3 separate regions of the Mus musculus genome follow, and all the other regions are linked to region 1. Evidence: chromatin loops called from intact Hi-C (ENCODE). Cell type or tissue: heart. All regions are shown on one strand.

Region 1 (8,000 bases):
CCAAGTCAGGGAATTCGTCATTACTTTCTTCTGGATTCCAAAGGCATTAGCCATGCATGCAGTGCACATATCCATAGGTGAAAACACTCATACACAATAAATGAAAACAAATCTTTAAATATATATACTATATATAAAAATATATACTACATATTTAAAAAAAAAAAAAACAGAGGTGGGCAGGGCAAGCCTGCCTGGTGTGAAGTGGGAGGGCTTCCGGGTCCTTATGTCAGAGACAGCTACCCGTGCTAGGACAGTTACTATAGAATGGGGAAAACCGGAAGGGATCTGCAACAGCCAAGGTCGGTGACTAAGATGGTGAATTTTCACCACCAATTGGAATAATCTTAGAAGCACATCTTGGGTGTGTCCCTGAGGGTGTTTCTAGAGATTCCCAGCTAAGGAAAAATGTGGGTGGTGCTATCCCATAGACTGGGGTCCTGAGCTGAATTTTGAAAAAAGGGGGATTAGGGGAGCTGAAAGCCAGTGCTTCTCTCACTGCTTCTCGATTTATGGATAGAAGGAGCTCTGGTCCTGCACTGCTAGAGCAATGCCCTCCACTGTGACGGCCTGTCATGGTGGACTGTACCGTCCTAAACCATGAGCTAAAACAGACGCCTCCCTTAAGTTGCTCTAAGTCCTAGGAATGGGGAAGTCACAATCCAGTGACTGTCTGAGTCAGGGTTTCTATTCCTGCACAAACATCATGACCAAGAAGCAAGTTGGGGAGGAAAGGGTTTATTTGGCTTACACTTCCATACTGTTGTTCATCACCAAGGAAGTCAGGACTGGAACTCAAGCAGGTCAGGAAGCAGGAGCTGATGCAGCGGCCATGGAGGGATGTTTCTCACTGGCTTGCTTCCCCTGGCTTGCTCAGCTTGCTTTCTTATAGAACCCAGGACTACCAGCCCAGGGATGGCACCACCCACAGTGGGCCCTCCCACCTTAATCACTAATTGAGAAAATGCTTTACAGCTGGATCTCATGGAGGCATTTTCTCAAGGGAGGCTCCTTTCTCTGTGACAACTCCAACTTGTGTCAAGCTGACACACAGAACCAGCCAGTACAGTGACCTCCTTGGGATGCCTGGGGATCTGGGAATGGATGTAAAATCACAAGTTCTCCAGTAACAATTGAAGCCTGGGATCAGAGGGTCTGAGGCTGAGCATAGCATCATTGCTGTCAACCACACAGCCCAGGCCTTGAGACCAGCAGCATCCCTGCTCACGTGCTACCCTGCACATGGAAGCCTCCTCTGGGCGTGGCATGATTGGTGCTGATGGACCAGCGCTGGAGCCAGCCTTGGTGCAGAGCCCAGTCCTTATGCACTTTTCATGCAATTTGAAGTTGATAGCCCAGTCCCTTTGCTAAGAGCACAGCCCAGAACCTAGGGAATAACGGTTTAATCCTTGCCTTGCCTCTTGATGCCTTCTAAGAAGTGCAGAAGAGAAACTTTCAAACACTGTCGGAGGAGGTAGAAGACTCTGAGCTGGCTCAGTTGTGCCCGAGATTTATAAAACAAACTGTCAGGACTTAGCTCTACTTGATTTGGGCTGCAGAGGGGGAGCAGGGTTCAGGAACTTCAGTAAACTATAACCCCAAAGAAGAAGAGCAGTTGTCACAGCACATTCGAGTGGCTCCTGGATCTCCACTGTGGGTCTCACAGGTAAACCTCTCCTTCCTGTACCCACTGTCAAGGAATACAAGATAGGGTGTGTCTTAGTTAGGGTTTTACTGCTGTGAACAGACACCATGACCAAGGCAAGTCTTAGAAGGACAACATTTAATAGGGGCTGGCTTACAGGTTCAGGGGTTCAGTCCATTGTCACCAGGCCAGGAGCATGTCAGCATCCAGGCAGGCGTGGTGCAAGAAGAGCTGAGAGTTCCACATCTTTATCTGAAGGCCGCTAGCAGAATACTGACCTCCAGGCAGTTAGGACGAAGGTATTAAAGCCCACTCCCACAGTGACACACCTACTCCAACAAGGCTACACCTCCTAATAGTGCTACTTCTTGGGCCAAACATACAAACCCTCACAGGGTGTGTCCCTACATTTTTCAGGACCTTAATGCAACAAAAGTTGCCTTCCTGTAACAGCTGGAAAGAAACAATAGCAGATCTCCATTGTAGTCCAGACTCCTTAAAGGACCAGCTGCAGTGCAGCTAGAGTTACAAGCAGTAGTGAGCTGTTCAGTATGGATTCAGGGAACCAAACCCAGATGCTTTGGACGAGCAGCAAACATCCTTAACTGCTGAGCCATCTCTCCAGGCGCCCTCGCTTTTTTAACGGCAGCCAGTCTCATGTAGCCCAGGCTAACCCCTAACTCATTACATGGCTGAGGGTGATCTTAAACGTCTGACCCTCCTCCCTCTAGCTCCTGGTATCAACATTAGTCTTTTCTCCGGAAGAGTATCGCTATTGTACAAACCCAGGCAATACAAAAACCGCAACATTCCGTGAGAGCTAGAGCCCAAGGTAAGGGTGGCGCGCTCCAGAAGGGGCGTGGGTGTTTGCCTATGGAGCAGCCTGCACTGGCCACTCCCCCAGCAAATCCCAGCCAGGCCGCCGGTTCTCTCTGAGCCCGGCTCCAAGGCAGTGCTGGTGAGCAGCTTGTCATGATGGGAACATGTCTCATTCCTTTCTGTCACGGTCAGATGCTCAACAGTTTCCTGGGATTTGGAGCAAGTTGTTCACGTTCTTGACTGATTGCTCATCTGTTAGAAAGATTCAGGGGAGGGCCCCAAGATTGCTGGCAAAGACTGACCCTAGAGGAGGAAGCAAAAGTCATGGCTATCCAACTGCCCAGAGTAGTAGCTCTCAGCCTTCGTAATGCTGCAACCCTTTAATACAATTCCTCATGTTGTGGTGACATCCCATCCCCACCCCGCCTATGACATTATTTCTGTCGCTACTTCGTAACTGTAATTTTTCTTCTGTTATGAATCATAATGTAATGTCTAATATCCAGGATATCTGATATTCAAGGCCTGTGAAAGATGATTGGATGGCCAAGGGGGTCGTATCCTTTCTGAGGCTAACGGGAGGGGGTGGGGATGAGAGGGAGGGGCTAGGAAGAGAGGTGGGAGGGGAAGCTTCGATCTAAATGTTAATCAATAACTTAATCAATTTTAAAAAGAAAAAGAAAAGAAAAGGCCGTTCTATTGATGAGCACTGTGCTCTGTGGTCACCACAATCTGGACACATCTTGTTGGTTGGATCCCTAGTTGGCAAGGTCATGTGCAGGGTAAATTCAGACACACGTCTTTTCCAGAGTGAGCACCGGGGTGGGGGCGGAGGGTCCTGGGAAGACAGAGAGTTCTTCGGCTACCTACATTCTTTAAAAATCTACTAGTTTTGCCCAATGATTTGGTCAGCCTTGACCAAAGAAGCATTTTTTAAGGGAAATTTCACTCCTACATCCACTTCCAAAGTAATGTTCCTGCTGTCCACCAGGGGGCGATTGAAACGCGGCCCCGAAATCAGAACCAGGAGGCGCTGTGAGTCTGAAGGGAAAGCAGCAGCAGGAAATAGGTGGCTTTACGCAGTGATTCTTGTAACAAAACTCACCAACCAACCCTCTTAACTTTTCTAGGATTCTCTGGTTAGGTTTCCACTCTGGTGCTGTAGGGGTAGATGTTACTGCTCCCCGACGTGATCCAGAAAGGCCAAACTCTCTCTCTCTCTCTCTCTCTCTCTCTCTCTCTCTCTCTCTCTCTCTCTCTCTCTCTCTCTCTCTCTCTCTCTCTCTCTCTCTCTCTCTCTCTCTCTCTCTCTCCTCTACCGCACAGAGTGTTTCCACCCTGCTACCGAATTGCCTCGATATTCGGTGGATTATGGCATCAATCTGAGCCGTGCACAAGGTCAAAGAACTTGGTGGCTTCTTGCTCGAAGTATGGGCAGGTACAGCATTCATTTCACAAGCAAGCAGCCACTGTCTTACAGGGCTCATGCAGCCAAACCGTGCCTTTTTCTTGAGTAGGACCAGCCCTCAGACACTGCTCTGCCCGGTCGCCATCTTCTCGTCACTGTGTGTCACTAAGAAATGGGTCATCTTTGCTGTTAGAGTAATTTTGTTTCTGGTTGAAAAAATTGTAGCATGCATATGTTTCCAAGGCTGGGACATAGTCAGTGAAGAGGAAGACCAGGAGAAAGCGCAGACTAGAGCAGCAGTTTTATCTGACCCTGCTTGGTTCAGGCTACTGAATTGAGTGAGGCTCTGCATCCGTAGGCTCTGCATTCTAAATTAGAATGATCTGGTCCTTTGGAAGTTCCTAGGATTTGAGAGGTGACTTAGTAACCATCTCTGACCTCTCTGGGGGCTGGCTCACTGGTACCCAGCTTCCAAATCCTAACAGTGAGGTAGAAGCAAGCTCAAGACTTACTTTACTCTGCCTGTCGACTTCCCAGTTGGTATAAGCCAGGCATTCCGACAGAAACCCATCACTCCTCGTGGTTTGTCTGTGGAGCTAGGTAAGTAGGCTTTTGTGAGCTGGCCTTGGGAGCTTGCCCATTATGTGTAATTTCAGAGCTGTGGGATACGAAGCTCACATTCTAAATGACTGCCTCACTGGCTTTTAGAATTTTCCTGAAATGAGTATATTGCTGATTGTGAACAACCTGGGTCGTTTTTTGGTTTTGTTTTGTTTTCTGTAAATGACCAGAAATGGGCTGAGAGAGAGTTGGGGGTAAATCAGAATATTTCTGAACGGCAGAATCCATCTCTTTGTGAAGAAGGCTGACATGCCTCGGGAAGGGAAGCGGGGTCATGCTGGTTCTTAAATGATTAGTCAAAGGGAACTGTGAGGCGTGCCTCTCACCCTTCATCCTGGCTCTGCGTGTAAATGTCTGTGTCTTAGAGGAGAGGCAGAAGCCGAGGAGAATGTACTGAAAGCTGAGACGCACTGGAAATGCCTTCCGCGGTGAAGATCAGGCTGTCCCAGGAAGATCAATTCTGCAGAACAAAACTCAGTGATGGCTTTGGCTTGGACATGCAGGCTGCGCATCTCCCACATACTGCCTCCATGAGCTGAGGCAAGGTGGAGGATAGGGGCCATTCTTCAGTCACCAGAGATGATGTGAAACACAGGGTAACACATGGCACACCACATCGATCTGACAGGATGTGTTGCTGTGACCATATGCTCGCCCACAAACTTGGGCAGACAAGAAAACATCTTTACATTTAAGAAGCACAGTTTAAAATAAAATTTTAAAAAAAATGTGTGTTTGTATAAACACTGCAAGTTCCTGCTAGAAGCTGGCAATGTTGGGTTTCTTAGGAAGTGAAAGAAAACTGCCTTTAGCATGCAGGCTGGGCACTGACAGCCTCCATCTATCAGAAGACATTTTATCCCTGGCATTCTCTCATCTCAGTGGTTGAGCCCTCTCCGTTATCCTTTTCTCCCGGCTTTTTGGCTATTTGTTCTTCAGAATTCTGGCAGATCTTGGCTGCCGGCGCTCTATCACTAGACACAGAGACTGAGACATGATGACTTACAAAGAAGAGAGGTGCCGTCATGCTAATGGTTCTACAAGCTGGGAAGCCCAATCCCACGATGCCCACAATTGGTTGGCTCCTGGCAAGGACCTCATTTTGCTCCAAATCATGGTACCGACTAGGACAAGCAGAAGTGATTATTAGAAGTGAAGCACCCAGCAACCCTGACTTTTGATGAACTCACAGTGAGGTAGCTGAGCCTGTGAGCAATGACGCACTCACTCCCATCACCCAGAGAAAGGTATCAGACTCTTTGCAAGGCCTCTGTCTCTTACCACCACTTCCCAGCAGGCTTGAGTTTCCAGCATCCCCATACTGGGATCCAAGGGTCCACATGAGTTTTGATGGAGATCAACCACCCTCTCTGCTTGTGTTACTTGTGTCAATTTCTTAGACTGTTAACTCTCTTGAGTAGAGTTTCCTAAAGTCTCTCCACAAAGCACAGCTTTGAAGATGTTGTATGAACAAATAAATAATAGGTGTATACAAACGAATGCTTAAATCCCACATCCTAGAGGAGCCTCTGCCTACACCCAGGGCCCAAGCTGTGTCCTAGATGCAGAAAGTATTGTATGAATAGATGGCCAAATTTCACAAGTTTTGTTAAACTTTAAAATATATGCCTTTAATTATAGAACTTTAATTAGCCTTAATACATAAAAAAGCATTGGGAACGAACCCCGACCTCTCATGCCTTTTACAGAAATTAATTCAAAACGGATTATGGATTTAAATGTAAAACTAGAAGGGTGTGTTCAAGTTTAAACAGATTTAAATGTAAGAGTAGAGCCAGCAAAACTTTCAGAAGAAAACATAAAAGATTCAGGACTACGGGCCAGGAGAAAGGTGATTAGACATGACACCAAAGTGCAAGGCATGAAAGAACAAAATAAATTGGATTTCATCAAAGTGAAAAACTTTTGTGCTATGAAAGACCCAGTTAAGCAAAGGAAAAGACAACCTCCAGCCTCAGAGGAAACGCCTGTCAGGCTGTCACTGACAGAGGGCTGACAGGCGTGTCCAACCTTTGACACTGCGACACAAGGTCACCATCTACAGAGTCCATGCTTGAGAACCAAGCAACCGAGTTACAAAAAAGGAAAAAGAAATGGAAAGGGAAGGGAAGGGAAGGGAAGGGAAGGGAAGGGAAGGGAAGGGAAGGGAAGGGAAGGGAAGGGAAGGGAAGGGAAGGGAAGGGAAGGGAAAAGGGAAAAGGGAAAAAAGGGAAAAGGGGGAAAAGGGGAAAAGGGAAAAGAAGGGAAGGGAAGGGAAGGGAAGGGAAGGGAAGGGAAGGGAAGGGAAGGGAAGGGAAGGGAAGGGAAGGGAAGGGAAGGGAAGGGAAGGAAAGGAAAGGAAAGGAAAGGAAAGGAAAGGAAAGGAAAGGAAAGGAGAGAGAGAGAGAGAAGGAGAAAGGAAGAAAGCAAGCAAGCAAGCAAGCAAGAAAAAACAAAAAGAAAGGACACATGTGCATATGTGTGCACACACACACACCCCTCATAAAAGCTTAAATAAGTTATGATTTTGGGTTGATGCCTTTCATAGTATCCTGGGCTGTGTAGGGGCCTGTGGACTACAGGGTGGACACACCTAGCAGAATCTAGACTTTAAAAAGAACGTTTAAAACTCAACAAGAAGCCTGGTGGTGGTGGTGACACGTGCCTCTCATGCCAGCACTGGGAAGGCAGAGGCAAGCAGATCTCTGCAAGTTTGAGGCCAGCTTGGTCTATAGAGTGACAACCAGCACTATGTCGAAAGACCCTGTTCTCCCTCTCCAAACGGGGGACGGAGGAAGGAAAGGCAAACACCACAACTTCTCAACAACAAAAGCATGGAGTAGAGAGGTGACTCAGCAGTGAGGAAGCCATTTTATTCTGTCAGAAGAGCTGACATCAGTTCCCAACACCCACGCTGGATGGCTGATAACCACCTGTAATCCCAGTTCCAGCACACACACACACACACACACACACACAGAGTTAAACAAGTTTTTAAAAGCAAAGCTGAAAAATCTAGTTACAAAGTGAACCAAGGATATGAACAAATGCACCATTAAAGAGAAGATACAGATGAAAAAAATATAAACATTAAAATACATTCAACACCACTGGCCATCAAGAAGATGCAAATGTAGGTCTGGGGAAATGGGAAAGTGGGTAAAATGATAGCCATGCAAGCTTCATAAACTGAGTTCACATCCCCAGAGTCAAAAACCAGATGATGCGGTATAAGAATCCATCACCCAAGTGTTTCTATGGGGAGAAGGAAGAGAGTAAGAGGATAGTCTTTGAAAGCTCCCAGGTCGGCTAGCCTGGCATATGAAGTGGAAAAATACCAAAGAGACCCTGTCTTAAACAAGGTAGAAGACAGAACAGACTCCCAAGGCTGTCTTCTGACCTCCACTCACATGCTCTGGCACACTGAATTTACACACACACACACACACACACACACACACACACACACACATATCTTCTCACACAAACACACACACATTCCAGTGT
Region 2 (8,000 bases), 160 kb after region 1:
ATCAAAGAAAACATGGACAGTATGCACTCTCCCTTGGATTTTCTAATAGTGGCAATTATTAGCTTATTGTCCCGTGAAGAGCTGAGGTGCCGACTCAGTGCCATAGGTTTAAAACAGTGGGTCTTAGCCTTCTGAAGCGACCAGTGTTTCTGAATGCTGCCCGTGTGAGACTTTGTGCCACATGCTTTACCCTATTGTCTTTTTAAAAAGATTTGTTATTCACATGTAGGGGTGTGTGCCTGCGTAACTTTACGTGTACCGCAGAGCAAATGAGTTGGATTGGCTGTTGACCCAGGAAGTGGTGGAACCTGCTGCCTGCCGGCACAGCTCAGATCTGTGTCCCTGCCGGGGCAGCATATGTCTCTAAATGAGAACTCACTGCTCCATGCTGAAAGCCAGCTCTGGTGGAAGAAGAAGGAGTCTCAGTAATAAAACAGGTCAAAGACCAGACCATAAAACTGGACTCACCTAGGAACCAAGCCTCTGGACATGTTTGTGATGTTTAGCCATCTCTAAATTGGGTTGGCCCAGGAAGGAAGTGGCACCGTTCTATGGTCTGGAGATACAGACTGGATAAAGGGGAAAGCAAGCAAACTAAACTATGTCCTCTCCCTCTCTCCCTCCCTCCCTCTCCTCTCCTCTCTTATCTCTCCCTTCCTCTCCCTCCCTCTCCCTCCCTCCTTCTCTCCCCTCCCTTCCTCTCTCCCTCCCTCTCCCCCTCCCCCTTCCTCCCCTTCACCCCTCTCCTGACTCCTCTAGGACTCATCACTCTCACCTTCCCACCATGACTGTTCCCTAGAACTCTAAACGAAAATAAAGCGTTCCTTCCCCCAGTCCAACATTTTGTAATAGCAGTGAGGAAAATAGCTAGGACAAACTCTTCAAACTTCGACCTAATGGGCCAATCTAATAAATTATAGAACACGGCACTTCTTTATGCAGTCTCCAGAAAGCTAAACTCAGAAGAAATACGTGTGATTACAACCAACGGCTATTCCAGAGTACAGGAAAAAAAATACAGGGTGTGTTGAGCAGAAAGAGTGGCTGTCCTTTGGCTCAGGCTGTGATTCTGGGGCAAAGACAAGGCTGAGCAAAGCAGAGAAGAGCCGAATTAAATCAGGGTCAGGGCACAGAGACCAGGCTGGGGCAGGTTAGTACACAGCTGCTCTGGTAAGATCGCCGGGACTCACTTTTAAAGTTACCTTTGGTTGGGTATTGTGATACATGTCTTTAATCCCAGCAATGGGGAAGCAAAGACAGACCCAATTTCAAGGCCAGCCTGGTCTATATAGTAAAATCCAGGATAGCCAGGACTATATAGAGAGCCCTTGTATCAAAAAGGTAGGTACATACACTCACATACATACATACATACATACATACATACATACATACATACATGCTACCTTTAAACTCTGGTCTTATCTGACATTATTTTAAATGTATTTCACCTTAGCTGACAGAAAATCTACTTGGGTCTTTCTAGGGATCCAGCTTATGCTGGGTGATTCTATAGAAAACTATATAGAGAGGGAAGACTGTTGGTTTAAATCTTGGTCCCCCTCATAACTAAGTATGGTATGAGACCAGAGGAGAAATTCAGTAAGCATGAGCAAAAACAGCAAAGAAGAGAAGAAAGAATCCATGCCCATTAACAAACAAGTTGAAACAGGTCTGGGACTCAGAGTGGCCAGCAGGTGGGGGACAGCAGAGCTCTTTCAGCTGTGGGGTGGGACACAGCAGGAAAATGCTGGCGACCAAGGCCCTACCTGCTAGGAGATGAGAAGCTAGGGGCTCCCCAGTCATAAAGAAGGGATGGAGTGCAAAACTGAGAAGTTCAGCCTTTGACAAGCATGGGGAAAGCATGGCCTGGACCCTGCCTGGAGGAACTAGACAATAATGAGCCTTTGACTCATGAAGACACAGGAAGATAGAGAGAGCAGGTGCCACAATTCGGACGGATGCCTCACAGTGAGGAGGATTGATAGCCCAAAGCCCCGGCTGCAACCATCCTTCACTGGTGCCAGTGTTAGTCCCTACAGCAAAGCTGAACCAACCAGAGGGTCTGTGTACTGGTCATAGAGAAGGTTTGAGGGTCAGCAGAAAGAGAAACCTACCTGATTATTGCACATCTTCCTAGTGGCTCGTCTATGATTTATTTGTTCAGTGCCCTGGATCATAGAGGAAGCAGAGCAAGACTTTTTTGGTCTGGTAAAAGATCTTTCTCTCCCATTCTTAGGAAAAAAAAAAGTAAAAGGGCATTGTTTGAGCCACTACCTAGGGAAAGAAGACAGTGACACAGTTTATCCCAGGACCGTCGCTTCTGGAGAGTGGATTAAAGAAAAGAAAGTGTCCTTGCAAAGGCCTGGAGCTCCTACCCTGTCTTAGCCCAGCTCCAGGCCCTGGCAGGACAGTCCCCTGTCTAAGGTGGCCTTATACCACTCTTACTTCCTGTCTTGCTATACTTACTACATAGTTTTTTTCTTTCTTTCTTTTTTTTTTTTTAAGATTTATTTATTATATGTAAGTACACTGTAGCTGTCTTCAGACACTCCAGAAGAGGGCGTCAGATCTCATTACAGATGGTTGTGAGCCACCATGCGGTTGCTGGGAATTGAACTCAGGACCTTCGGAAGAACAGTCAGTGCTCTTAACCTCTGAGCCATCTCTCCAGCCCCAGTACATAGTTTTCAATGACTGCCCGGTTATCTGTCCCTCCAGATAGCCTGCTGACTCTAAGATGAGTGCCATGTCTATTTCTTAGTTTTTGCCTTTGTGTTCCAACCCCCCCAAAACCAAAGCCTATACTTTCTTTTATTTGTTTATTTTTAAATTTCTCACTGGTTATTTTATTTACTTAAATTTCAAATGTTATCCCCCTTCTCTGGTTCCCCTCTACAAACCCCCTATCTCATTCCTCACCCCCTGCTTCTATGAGGGTGCTCCCCTACCCATCCACCTCCTCCTGCCTCACCCCCCCCCCAACATTCCCCTACACTGGGGCATCAAGTCTTCACAGGACTTCCCCTCCCACTGATGTCCAACAAGGCCATCCATGTGTACTCTTTGGTTAGTGGTTTAGTTCCTGAGGGCTGGGAGGGGGGGGGGTGTCTATATTTTCAATGCTCAGCAATTAATTGTTGAATGAAAGGGAAAAAGAATGAAAGACAGGAGGGAGGATGAAAGAGAGGGAGGCAGAGGAAGGGAGAGGAGGAGGGAGAGGATTTTATCTCCAATTTTAACCGTAGACAAAACCAAACATGTTTTGTAAGCAAGAGACTCAAAGGTAAGTGTTAGGCTGGCATGGTATAAGTAAGACGCTTGCTGAGTTCAAACCCTGTTATCTAAAACATATAAAGTTGCCCTCTGACCTCTTCATGTGTGTATACTCTCTGCCTTATTTAGGATTTGACTGCTGTGAACAGATATCACGACCAAGGCAACTCATAAAAACAACATTTAGTTGGGACTTGGTTTACAGGTTCAAAGATTCAGTCTAGTATCATCAGGGTGGGAGCATGGCAGGATCCAGGCAGGCATGGTGCAGGAGAATCTGAGAGTTCTACATCTTCATCTAAAGGTTGCTAGCAGAATACTGGATTCCAGGCAGCTATGATGAAGGTCTTATAGCTACACCCACAGTGACATACCTACTCCAACAGGGCCACACCTCCAAATAGTGCTACTCCTTGGGTACAGCATATACAAACCTCTGTCTTTCTGTTTCTCTGTGTCTCTGTGTCTCTGTGTCTCTGTGTCTGTGTCTGTCTCTGTGTCTCTGTGTCTGTGTCTGTGTCTGTGTCTGTGTCTGTGTCTGTGTCTGTCTCTCTCTCTATTTCTCTTTATGTGTCTGTGTGTGTGCATCTCTCTCTTTCTCAATGAATAAATAAAATCTAAAAGTATTTTCTTTTAAGGTAAGTATTGTTTCTAAGCTTCCAACATAGAAGCCTCCTGAGGACTGCGGTACAGCCTCCTAAAATCCCTCTCTGCACAGAACATGGAGCCGGAAGACCAAAAATTACAAGAAGAAGAATAGATTACAAGATACATAGTATAACTTAACGGTAATTTCTAGGTCAGTCTCGAATAGTTACCATTAATAATTACAAGCTTTTATTGAACCCTTTCTATTTTCAGAGTGCTTTACAGTCACTAATGTGTTATTCCTCACCACAGCCTAAGAAATAGACCATTATTATTATCACATTACGCATGCACCAAGGATGTCACGTTGGATTTAATTGACCCAGGAATGTAGCTATTTTTAGTAGGTCATTTGGCCCTCTGCTTTCTGGTCTTAAAAAAATCTATGCCTGCTGCCTGGGGGGTGGGGGTGGGTTGCTGCTAAAGCGCAATTTAGAAAGAAACATTGTAGACAGCTGAGAGAATCACAGCAGCCAAGTGGGTACTAAATTTCTGAGAGGAAAGAGATGCCAGAAGGCCACCTCAATGTGTTCCAAAACTATGCACATTTGCTTCTGACCATTTGCTAAAAGATGACGTTTCTGCTAAGGTTGCTGCCACCTTGGAAATATGGATTTTATTTAACATACACGGATCTGGAAAAAAACACTTATGTAATTTGGTCTCACGATGCTGAAGCTTGTTTCTCATCAGTGGCAATTCTGACTTCCAGGACCAAACCCATTTTGTTTGTATAGGAGTTATATATGTTGATGCATGTTCACTCTGAGGACTAAAGCCATTATAATCACATACTGAGGGTAGTGTTCCCCATAAAAGGCTGGTAAATCTGTAGAATGGTGTTTAATTATTCAAACAGCTTCTCATATTTATTTATTTCAATTGTGGGTCACTGTCTTCAGACACACCAGTAGAGGGCTTCCTCTCCCATTACAGATGGTTGTAAGCCATCCTGTGTTTTTTGTTTGTTTGTTGAGTGCAATATGACTTGGAGCTAAAGGAGCATAATGGGTCATTGGTTTAACAAGTGATTCAATGTGATTGGTGTCCTTATAAAGGAGGGGAAATTTAAAATGCAATAGTTCATTAATTCTCTAAGTATTTTATACAATATATTTGGATCATATTCACCCCATTCTCCCCAGATCCTCCTTCCAAACTCCATGTGTTTCTTTTTTCTGTTGTTGTTAAATAACCTGCAGAGTTCAATTTGTGCTCAAACTAATGGGTTTAAGGCCATCTACCAGAGCGTGGTTAATTTACCAGGGGACCACTCTCCAAAAAAAAAAGACTCTCTCTCCAGAATCTATCAACTATCAATAACTCCTTAGAAAGTGGGTAAACTGTAACATGGAGACAGATATGTCAAAAGGAAGATGCTCATGGAAAAAGCCAAGGAATCCCAAAGGACAGGTAAGGACCAGAAGCTAAGGGAGGGAAAGAAATAGCTTTTCTCCTGGCTTCAGAAGGAAGGTGTCTCTACTAAGACACTATGAGGTGTTCCTTATGGCACACTGAAGAAACTAAAACAGGCTTCTTGATGGCTTAATATCAAAATTAGTTAAGAAATGACAGACTGCACAACCCACTGCCACAGCATCCAGTTATTCCCAGTGCTGTCACCTCCCGTTGTATAATAACCATTGACTGTAACTGTACAGAAAATAACCCTCATCAACCAGGCCGTTAGGAAACATTTTAAAGTATTGCATTGTCAACTACAATCCTAGCCACAGCTTAACGTATAGAGGTGACTTCTAAAAAGTAAATGGCCTCAGTGTCACTATATCCTAGTTGGTTAAGTGGTCCTCATTTGGAAATACATACTTTGGACACATAGAAAACACTGATTTTGTTTTTGTTTTTGTGTTTTTGTTTTTGTTTTTGAAGATAGGTATTTATTCACTCACTCACTTTACATCCTGATTGTGGCCTCTTGTCACTCCTCTCTTCCCAGTTCCATCCTTACAAACCCCCCACCCCCCATTACTCATTCCCTTTCTCTGAGGAAAAGCCCCCTGCTTGGATGCCACCTCACCCTGGGTCATCCAATCGCAGTAGGCCAAGTGCATCCTCTCGTACTGAGGCCCAACCATGTAGTCCAGTTAGGGGAACAGGATCCAAAGGCAGGCACCAGAGTCAGAGACAGCCCCTGCTCCAGTTGTTAGGGGACCCTCATGAAGACAAAGCTGCCCACTGCAAATGTGTAGAAGACCTAGGTTCAGCCCCTGCTGGCTGCTTGGTGCTTCCGTTTCTGTGAGCCTCCATGGGCCCAGATTAGTTTACTCTGTAGGATTCCTTGTGGTGTCTTTGACCCCTCCTGCTCCTTCAGTCCATCTCCTACTCATCCACAAGACTCCCCAACCTCTGCCTGATGTCTGGCTGTGGGTCTCTCCATCTGTTTCCATCTGCTGATGAATGAGACCTCTCAGGGGTCAGTTATGCTAGGTTCCCACCTGCAAGCAGAGCAGAGTTTCATAAATAATCTCAGGGATTGGTTCTCATATAGGGTGTGTCTCAAACTGGGATGGTCATTGGTTGGCCCTCACCTCAATCTCTGCTCCCTCTTTATACCTGTGCATCTTGTACGCAGGACAAATTTTCGGTCATAGGTTTTGTGGGTGGGTTAATGTCCCCTCCTCCCTCCGCTGGAAATCCCACCTGGCTACAGAAGGTGGCTACTTCAATCTCCATATCCAAAACAAGAACTTTTATTATAAAAAAATTTAATTACCTTTGAGAATATCATATATGCATACAATGTATTTTAATCACATCTACCCCCAAGACTCCTCAACAAGTCTCCCACCTAACTTCCTTTCCTTTTCTTTCCTTTTTCTTTTAAATAATCTACCAAATGCCAACGAATCTTGCACACATGAGCATGTGGGGTCCCTCACAATGGCATGGGCAACCTACTAATGGCCAGCCCCCGAAGAAAAAAGGACAGTAATATCAAATTATTAAGCTTAATTTTCTTATTGTGATTAAATAGCATAAAATTTGCCAGTCCTTTTTTGACAACTACTTGGTGGCATTAGGTATAGTCACATGCTGCCAGCCAGCCAGTGGTGACATACGCCTTTAATTCCAGCACTTGGGAGGCAGAAGCAAGCAAATCTCTGAGTTTGAGGCCAGCCTGGCCAACAAAGCAAGTTCCAGGTCAGCCAGGGCTATACAGAGAAACTCTGTCTCAAAGTAAACAAACAAACAAACAACTAATAAATAAAAAAAAAATAAAAGTATGATCACAATGTTCTGTGAACTGTTGTTGATTTCCAGAACTTCTTTTGTTTGTTTGTTTGTTTGTTTTTCAAGATAGGGTTTCTCTGTGCAGTCCAGGCTGTCCTAGAACTCACTCTGTAGACCAAGTTGGCCTCAAACTCAGAAATCCACCTGCCTCTGCCTCCCAAGTGCTGGGATTACAAGCATACACCACCACTGCCCGGCGCTTTCCAGAACTTATTATCATCCTCCATATAAAACTTGTACCATTAAAATATAATTTTTTAATCCTCTGTTGTGCCCATCATCAGTCTCTGAGAGTCTCTAGTTGACCTTCTGTCTCATGAATATACCTATACTAGTTACCTTGTATAAGCAGAATTAACAATATTTATCCTTTCCCAATTGGCTGATTTCACCTAGTAAAACAGACTCAACTTTCTTCCTTGTTGTAGTATGTATTAGACTTCTCTGTCTCTGTCTCTCCCCCTCTCTATCTCTCTGTCTCTGTCTCTCTGTGTGTGTCTCTCTCTTTCTCTCTCTGTCTCTCTCGGTCTGTTTCTCTGTCTCTCTCTCTCTCTGTCCCTGTCTCTGTCTCTTTCTTAGACAGAATCTCTTTACACAGCCCTGGCTGTCCTGCAACAACTCTATATACAGAGCAGACGGATCTCTAAATCACAGAGATCCACCTGCCTCTTCCTCTGGAGTGCTGAAATTAAAGGCATGTGCCACCTTGCCTGGTTTCCTTTTTTTTTTAAGCTAAATAATATTTTGTTTTGGTTATTAGTTCTCCTATTAATAGTCAATTGAATAATGAATATATTTTGACCCCTGTAAAGATCACCTTTATA
Region 3 (8,000 bases), 170 kb after region 1:
GTCTTCATTATCATAGTTATCACAGAAGTGTAGCAAGTCCTAGTATTTGGTAGTGTTAGTTGGCCAGCAATTTCTTCAAGATTATCTTGACAGAAATCTCTGCATTTTTCATATACTGACAATAGTCTGTCAATACTCACAAATAAATAAATAAACCTACAATAAGTAATTAAATAATAAATAAATAAGCTTATAATAAATAAATAATTTCAAATGATCTCATTTAATCTGTCAGTCTATTTGTGGAATTAATTACATTTTTAATAAAGATAAAGTCTGTCTCTTTATCAGAGACCTATTGAATGAGAAAATGGAGGTGACTGTTGTGTCCAGTCAGCAGATCACAGGTCTGGGTTCTAGCCTGGAAAGGCATTTTGGAAACCTGGAAGAGAAGAGGGGCTAGGCTGCGCAAAATAAGGATGGAACCAAGACAAGGCTCTGCTCAAGGTTTAATTTTAAAGTCAGCAAACACGCTTTATAAAGAAGAGGGGAGGCCCGTCCCTGGCCAAGCAAGTTCCTTTGAAGTAGATAGGTCAGCCTTTTAGTGGGAACTCAGTTCGGTGAAGATCTCAGTTCGGTGCTAACTCCAGAAAGTCTTGGAAGAGAGGCCTCAGGCAGGTTGGGCCTCAGGCAGGTAGTAGCACATCAAAGGAGCAGCACAGCAGGTGGCTCCGCTTAAGCTGCGGACGGTCACAGCCAGCCTTGCTAGGCTGGAAGGAGGTAACAGAAGACCAGAAACCCCTCCCTCTGAGAATTAGAAGCCCTCCAGGTAATTCGGATAAATTCTAAAACCCATGGATAACTTTAAAGAGATGTAAAGGTCGTGTCAGAGGGAAAAAGTGAGGCAGAAATAATGTCTCTACAGATCAATATAGACTGGCTTTATCCCCTTATTGATCACTTATTGTGCTTAAATATACAGTACTGTTGCCAATATGTGTGTGAGGAGAAGGACATGGTTAAGTTCTATCTTGTCAAATTACAAATATTAAGGAGTATCAATGTGGAAAACAGCATTATTGATTGAAATGATTTCTTTAAAAGCCAAGGACCGAAGTACACACCCATGGAATGTTTGACAAATTGCCTCCAATGGCCAAGTCTTCCCCTCACTGGTATTCATCCCCTTTGGAGGAATTGTGTTGCTGTTGTTTTCTTAAGAGGCTCAGGGTAGCTTATATCTTTCATCAGTCTGGCTCCATTCAAGATTAGAAAAGCCACTCAAAGCCTTTCAGCTAATAAGGGGGAAGGAGCTCAAGGATTATGGAAAGGCAGAGAAAACAAGCAAGGACTAATGAGTGTAGGAAATCAGGCTGCCATTTCCCTCTCCTAAAGCAGAAGTCAGAATGCAAAGCCAGGATCCTTATCTTCTCACAGAGCAATCGGCCTGGCAGAAATGGGTCACAGAGATCACCCCCTGTGATGCAGGAGAAGCTGAGAGAGATGAAGAATTTACCTTTGCCCGTCCCTTCCCCTGTCTCCCAGTTGTCCTTGTCTCCCATTCATTGGTCCAGAGAGCAAAAAAGAAAGGAACTGTCCCATGATGTTAACCAAGGAAGAGTGGGGATGGCTGTGAAATAGCATTTGATACGCATTATGGCTCCAACAGGGAAGATGCCCTTCTTCTATTATGACAGCAGCTTAAATAAGTCAGATGACATTCCTCAGCCTGATTTTTTTCATGTATATTAGGAACTTCTCAGAATGTTTGTTATTATCAAGTGGACAAAGACACTCTTGGCTGTAAAACCACCATAAGGATACAGTGGCCTCATTATGACAGTAAGGGCCAAAAACAGTTGATAGAAATCCTCCCTTATTCCGAGAAAGAATATTAAGATACCAGCAACAGCTTCCCAGTAAAGACTTGGAATGCGTCTCCTCTCTCCTCCCTCTCCTTTTCTCTCATATCTTGTTCTCTCCTCTCTCTTTCTTTTCCCTCCCCATCCCCCCTCCATTCTCTCCTCTCCCCTCCCCCTTCCTCCCTTCATCCTCCCCTCCTATTCTGGCCAGAATTTGTTTTTCTTTTTTTCTTTCTTTCTTTCTTTCTTTCTTTCTTTCTTTCTTTCTTTCTTTCTTTCTTTCTTTCTTTCTTTCTTTCTTTCTTTGTCAACTTGATACAAGGTAGAGTTGTTTGGGAAAAGGAACCTCAATTGAGGAAAAATTTTCACTTGCCTGTAGGTGAGTCGGTAACGTATATTCCTGATTTATGATGGGGGGGGGGCGGGGAGGGAATCCATCCCAAGAGGGTCGGAGTGTCCTAGATATATATGAAAGCAGGCCGAGCAAGCTGTGAGAAGCAAGCCAGTCAGCAGAGTTCCTCCAGGCCCTTAAGGTTTCCTGTCTTGAGTTCCTGCCCTGTTACCTATGACCAGTGACATATAACCTAAGAGTTGTGAGCTGAAAGAAACCCTTACCTCAAGTGTCCTTTGATGTTTGTCACAGCAACAAAAAACCTAACGGTGACACCTCTCTTTCCCTCTCTTCTCTTTTTCTCCTACTGCTACTCCATCTAAATTCAAAGCCTGAGTTTTGTTAAGTCAGTCTGCTTTACCGATAGGAGACTTCCACATGCAAAGCCCCCTTGAGTTCCATGTTCAAAAAAGAATTGGCTGGAAGCAGAGACTGGAAGCTTTGGGGGTAGCAGTAACCACAAGGAGAATATGGTCCGGGAAACAGTGAAGGAAGTGGGGGCTACGGTGGGAAGTCCACAGGTTTCACTGCACGTACATAACAGCGGCCTCGTTATGACAATAAGGACCACAAACAGTTGAAAGAAATTCTCCGTTGTTCAGAGGTGAATAGCTTTAGGCCATCAAAAATGGCAGCTCTTAGAAAACCCTTGGCGCAATCATACATCAATATTCAGTTGGTCCTGGGAAAAGCGGGGTCTCCTCGCGGGATTCTTAGTCTCATCGATAAAAGAATTTAAGAACTGACTCAAACAGAAGCTCAAGGACAATTTTATTAGCCTTTAAATGAAAACCCCTAGGGCAGGCAAGCTGTAACCTCGGCAGTTGCTGGAGGAGAACAGAAGAAGGGGGGGGGGGGGAAGCCATTTAAGGGGGCGTGGAAATCAGACCCAGGCTGGACACGGGACTGGGAGGGAGGGGAGCTTTAGAAAAAGGATAAGGAAGTTCGAGTATCAGAAAAAAATGTACCTGGGTGACGGAGCCAGCTCAGTCAGTCAACAGGTTCTCCAGGGAGGGAGCGAGGATTAAAAAAGAAAAAAAAAAAAAAAAAGACAATTAGACAACGCTGTAGCATGACCCCAGCCAGTTGTGAGGCCGAAACAGGTTTATTTATTTATTTTTTCCAGTCTGCTTTTATAAAACCACTTAAGTACATGCAAAATAACGAGATCAGTTCTGGGTCAAGGAACAAGCAAGGCAATAAACAAAATCCCCTAAACACCTTTTCTAAGGGGCTAATCAGGATGACCAAGACAGAAGGCCTGCCCCACGTGCCTCAGCAGAGTCCTCTCTGAGCTCTGCATTAACTCAAATGTAAATATTCTTAAGCTGAGCCTGTTTCCTGAGTTCCAGCCCAAAGTCCGATTCCCACCTGAGCTTACTCCTTTGTCCTGGCGCGATGTCAAATTCTTGCCAAGTTTCTGGAAGTGGCTCCCAAAGCTCTCCATCCACACCTGGGCTCGAATGCCAAGGGAAAAGACAGGAAAAGGAAGTGGCAGTGGGAGAGAAAAGAGATAAAATGTGCTTTGTTTGCCTCAGACCTCAGAAAGTTGGGGAGCCCAAGCTGAATCTCATGGTGGCTGGTAGAGGGCGGGAATTTTTAAAAAACACAGTATCTCCTTAAAGGAAAGACATCCATGCCATCTGTCATCTTCTTCTCCTTCTCCTTCTCCTTCTTTTTCTCCTTCTCCTTCTCCTCCTCCTCCTCCTCCTCCTCCTCCTCCTCCTCCTCCTCCTCCTTCTCCTTCTCTTTCTCCCCCCTCCCCCTCTCCCTCCCCCTCCCCCTACCCCCTCCCTCTTCTAGCATGGCTTACATGGAGGTGAGCCTTCCTTCCTGTGGGTGGCACCTTGTCCAGGTTATTGGCCTGGCCCAGCTGGAATGTTAAGCTTCATCCAGGCCAGAGATTCTATTCTCTTAAGCAGACGAAGTTTTCCTAAGGTGTCTTCACTACAACTCTAACACAGTGAGATGGAAGAGAATCCCGGAGCAGATATGGAGGCCATTTTATAAGAGGAGTGGGTTATTTCATGATATTGCTTTACTGTGAAGAATTGCTTTTAAATGCCTTGGAGCCAGTTTCTCAGTTTTCTAATTGTTATTTTCCCCCAAGCAGTCTTCATGAGCTGATGGAAGAGTTCCTTGTTTCATAATGTTAAATTTGTTCAAATGGCATATAAAAAGTTTTAAAAGATTTTTTTTTCTCTCAAGTTCTGAGCCAGGACATTTGTATAACAATACATAACAGGTTTTTGTTGTTCAAAAAATTGTAGGTGCATGTGTAGCATTAAGAAGATGTTGATTAAGCCGTGGTGGTACACGCCTTTAATCCCAGCACTTGGGAAGCAGAGGCAGGCGGATTTCTGAGTTCGAGGCCAGCCTGGTCTACAAAGTGAGTTCCAGGACAACCAGGGCTATACAGAGAAACCCTGTCTCGAAAAACCAAACCAAAAAAACAAACAAACAAACAAACAAACAAACAAACAAACAAAAAGAAGATGTTGATTATGTCTTAAAATAGGGCTGAAGAGTTGGCTCAGTGCTCAAGAGCACTTGTCCTTGCAAAGGCCCTGGTTTGATTTCCTGCACCCACACAGAGTCTCACCACATCCTCAGGGACCAGGCATGTATGTGGCACACAGACATACCTGCAGGCAAAGCACTCACAGGAGTAAAAGAAATCTCAACTTTTAAAACAATAATTTTAAAATAATAAAGTGACACAAATAATAAAAGAATTGGCTAGAGATGTTAGGTTATTTCTGAACTGGGATTCTCATATCACAGATTACTAGTACATGACAGATGGATAGAACCATTTGTCAGCTATAAAATAATTTAGGCAACATGGTTTCTAAGATCCCTTGTAATTTCATTTGATTCAGAAAAGCTCTACCTTGAGGGGAGTAACAAAAGCACTGGTTTTGGCATTTGTCTCTTTAAATATCCTAGTAGCTACTTTGGAATGTTTAGCATAAAAACAACCAAAAGGAGGGATGGCTGACATAGCTCCTCTAAGTTTCTCTATATATGCTTCTATTTTGCTTTCCAAATTAGACAATGACACTAAAGTGGACCCATTAGCCAGTGGTGATTCCCAGACAGACAGAGACCATGAGCAAATGTCACACAGCTTGGGGGAACCAAGACAAACATCACCTTCTTCGCATCAGTACACAGTGCAGTCTGATCCTTCACCTTTGCTCCAGGCAGCAGCTTGGAGGGAAGGTGAATTCCCTGACAGGCAGGAGGGACCACAGGAGTCCTAGAGCTAACTAGGAAAGGAGGGACCTAGGAAAAGGGCTTCTTAAGCATTTAGCAAATAGAAGAATGGAGTCACAACGTGGGTGTAAACATATGGCCGCATCTCACTGGTCACTGCCCCTGGGTTGCAAAGGGTGTGGCCACAAACACTCCAACTGCTCTCTTGTGTACAGATCTGTTTCCTGTGACACTAGCTCACAGTGAAGAAAGACACCTGCAGAGGATTCAGTGACCCAGTATATCACTGACAATCTAGAAGCCGAGCATCCAAGAAGCAGTAACATATGGAGCAAAATATGACATGGACTTTCAAGTCATAAAGCAAGGGGGAAACTGAATGAAAAAGGAGGAGGAGGAGAGGAGGAGGAGAGGAGGAGGAAGGGGAAGAAGGAGAAGGAGAAGGAGGACAAGAAGAGGAGGAGAAGGAAGGGAGGAAGGGGAAGAAGAAGAAGAGGAAAAAGAGGAGGAGGAGGAAAGGGAGGAGGAGGAGAAGGAGGACAAGAAGAGGAGGAGAAGGAAGGGGAAGGGAGAAAGGGGAAGAAGAAGAGGAAGAAGAGGAGGAGGAGGAAAGGGAAAGGGAGAAAGGGGGAGAAAAAGAGGAGGAGGAGGAGAAATAAAAAGGAAAGGAGTCCTGGATTTCAGCACCAAATGAATGAAGAAAAAAAAAAGAAGTTACAGACATGATTGCTCATAGGTACACTAGAGGAGAAGGTTCATTGTAGATAAGAGGGAAAGCATAGTCACAGGCAGGGAGATTTGGGAGAGTCCAGAGTGTGTAAGACCCTGAACCATGTGAAGAAAGGGGGGAGGAGAAGGAAGAGGGGAAGAGAGAGGAATCAGTAGCCAGGAGGCCCTAAAACGGAGGGATAACCAACATGACTGGATTATATAGGGAAGGGCAGCTGGAGGAAGGGCAGCCTAGGCCCTGAGCTGGAGAAGTTTAGGGCAGGGTATCCCAGCCAAGAAGATCCTGTAACACTGTAGGGACTGAGGGAGATTGTGAGAACCTGGTGGCCATCTGTTAAATAAGCATCTCAACCATTTGTGCCAGGGTTTGAGACTTAATAGAAACCATGAGGTATGACCTCAGCAAATGGATGCTTCTAGTATTATTGTTATTGTTGTAATATGCCCTTGGAAGACGTTCTCTAGTAAACTTATCTTTAAGTGCTTTACGTCTGCTTTTTATTCATCTGATCATCCGGGGCCTGAGTGCACTCTGCAGCCTGAGCCATTGGGTTCCTATCCTTACTCATGGGTCTGTCACTACAGTGCTCCCCATTCTTAGTAACTCCTCCTCTTCTGAACCCCTCCACCCCTCCGAGCATGAATGATGATGAGTATAAGTTCTTAAGTTCTCTGATGTTAATTGAGGCTTACGATATTAAGCCAGCCAAATCAATAAAAGCTCGGTATAATTAAAGTTAAGCACCTCTCTTTTTTTGTGCTTCAGAAAAGCCATAATGATTCTCTTGCTCTTTAGGAAGGGTTGGCTGAAAGTCTATAGATTTTCAATAAGTTAAAATTTCCCAAGGGATTTGTTTCTCAGAGGGCCAAAAGAAAAAGGATAAAAAAGAATTTTGAGAGTACCGTATCTGGCAAGGATTGTAAAGATAATTACCCACATTAGTCACTTTTTATCCATTTTCTTTCTTTCTTTTTTCCTAAATAACTGGAAATGCAATCCAATATAACATTTTGTGATAATGGAAGAGAGCCCTTCCTGAAGTGTGAGTAAGCTTGAAGTATAAATCCAGTCGACGCTGCTGTAATGACTTGGCAAATGTTCCAATGTGCCATGTGAGATATCGCCTGAGATGATACCTTCAGAAGATACCAATTCCTGGTATTCATAACCTTGTGTTTGGGTGTTTTTCACTTGATATGGAGCTCTCTCAAGGGGTTATGGAAGGATTCTGGGCACTCTGCCTTTGTAGAACACGCAACCCATGGGGATTGTCTGTGCTCAGAAGCAATCAGAAGCAACCTTTTTCACTGCTTGGAGTGTCATGACTTCCCTGTGTGGGATGAGTTGGAAGAGGTATTAATGACACTTCATGTTATGTCTACCTGTCTCATATCTGTGGATGGTCTCTGATGTTTTCAGTGGTATGATAAATAGAGGTATTGCTGTGGTTGGATATGTGACTTCAGGAATCTTTCAAAGTAGCAAAACTGTACATATTCAAGCCCTTTGCCTTCTCTTTCCCACCATGCCTAGATGCCTCAAAAGTTAATTTCATGTGTCCACATGACTTAGCAAGGGGATACTAAATTACCTGGTAGGATATTATTTCCAGGCAACTCTCTATGAGGGTGTTTCTGTCATCCAACCTATTGAATAGAACAAAAAGATACCTTTATTTGCTCTGCTTAAGCTGAGACCATAGCTATCAGAGATATACACATAGATATCAGAAATCGTGTGTGTGTGTGTGTGTGTGTGTGTACATACTCCGACCCATAGATATCACAGATATCATAGATCCTGGGACTCAGACTGTTGGGTTCAGACCAGGATTTTTACCCCTTACCCAGCTTTTAAG

Evidence for each region. A loop is a pair of places that touch in the nucleus more often than their neighbours do. Peaks named below come from ENCODE experiments on the same cell type or tissue, not always from the same donor. Only the 100,000 strongest peaks of a DNase experiment are listed, where the experiment ranks them.
Region 2: a loop joins it to region 1, with 3 times the contacts of the local background. A loop is called at or near these places in 6 of 42 quality-filtered maps.
Region 3: it touches region 1 in a loop (2.3-fold over the local background); 4 of 42 quality-filtered maps call a loop at or near these places.

Annotation. Positions count from the first base shown.
Region 1 is chr8:35,154,990-35,162,989 of GRCm38, reverse strand. No RefSeq gene overlaps it. Among named protein-coding and RNA genes, the nearest start is that of Gm34474, 60 kb to the left of the region's middle. In heart, a CTCF peak has its summit at 3,461 (motif pointing right); no DNase peak of the experiment used is centred here; H3K4me3 peaks cover 413 bases; H3K27ac peaks cover 1,139 bases.
Region 2 is chr8:34,997,769-35,005,768 of GRCm38, reverse strand. No RefSeq gene overlaps it. Among named protein-coding and RNA genes, the nearest start is that of Tnks, 36 kb to the right of the region's middle. In heart, a CTCF peak has its summit at 4,826 (motif pointing right); no DNase peak of the experiment used is centred here; H3K27ac peaks cover 558 bases.
Region 3 is chr8:34,983,771-34,991,770 of GRCm38, reverse strand. No RefSeq gene overlaps it. Among named protein-coding and RNA genes, the nearest start is that of Tnks, 22 kb to the right of the region's middle. In heart, no CTCF peak of the experiment used is centred here; no DNase peak of the experiment used is centred here; H3K27me3 peaks cover 501 bases.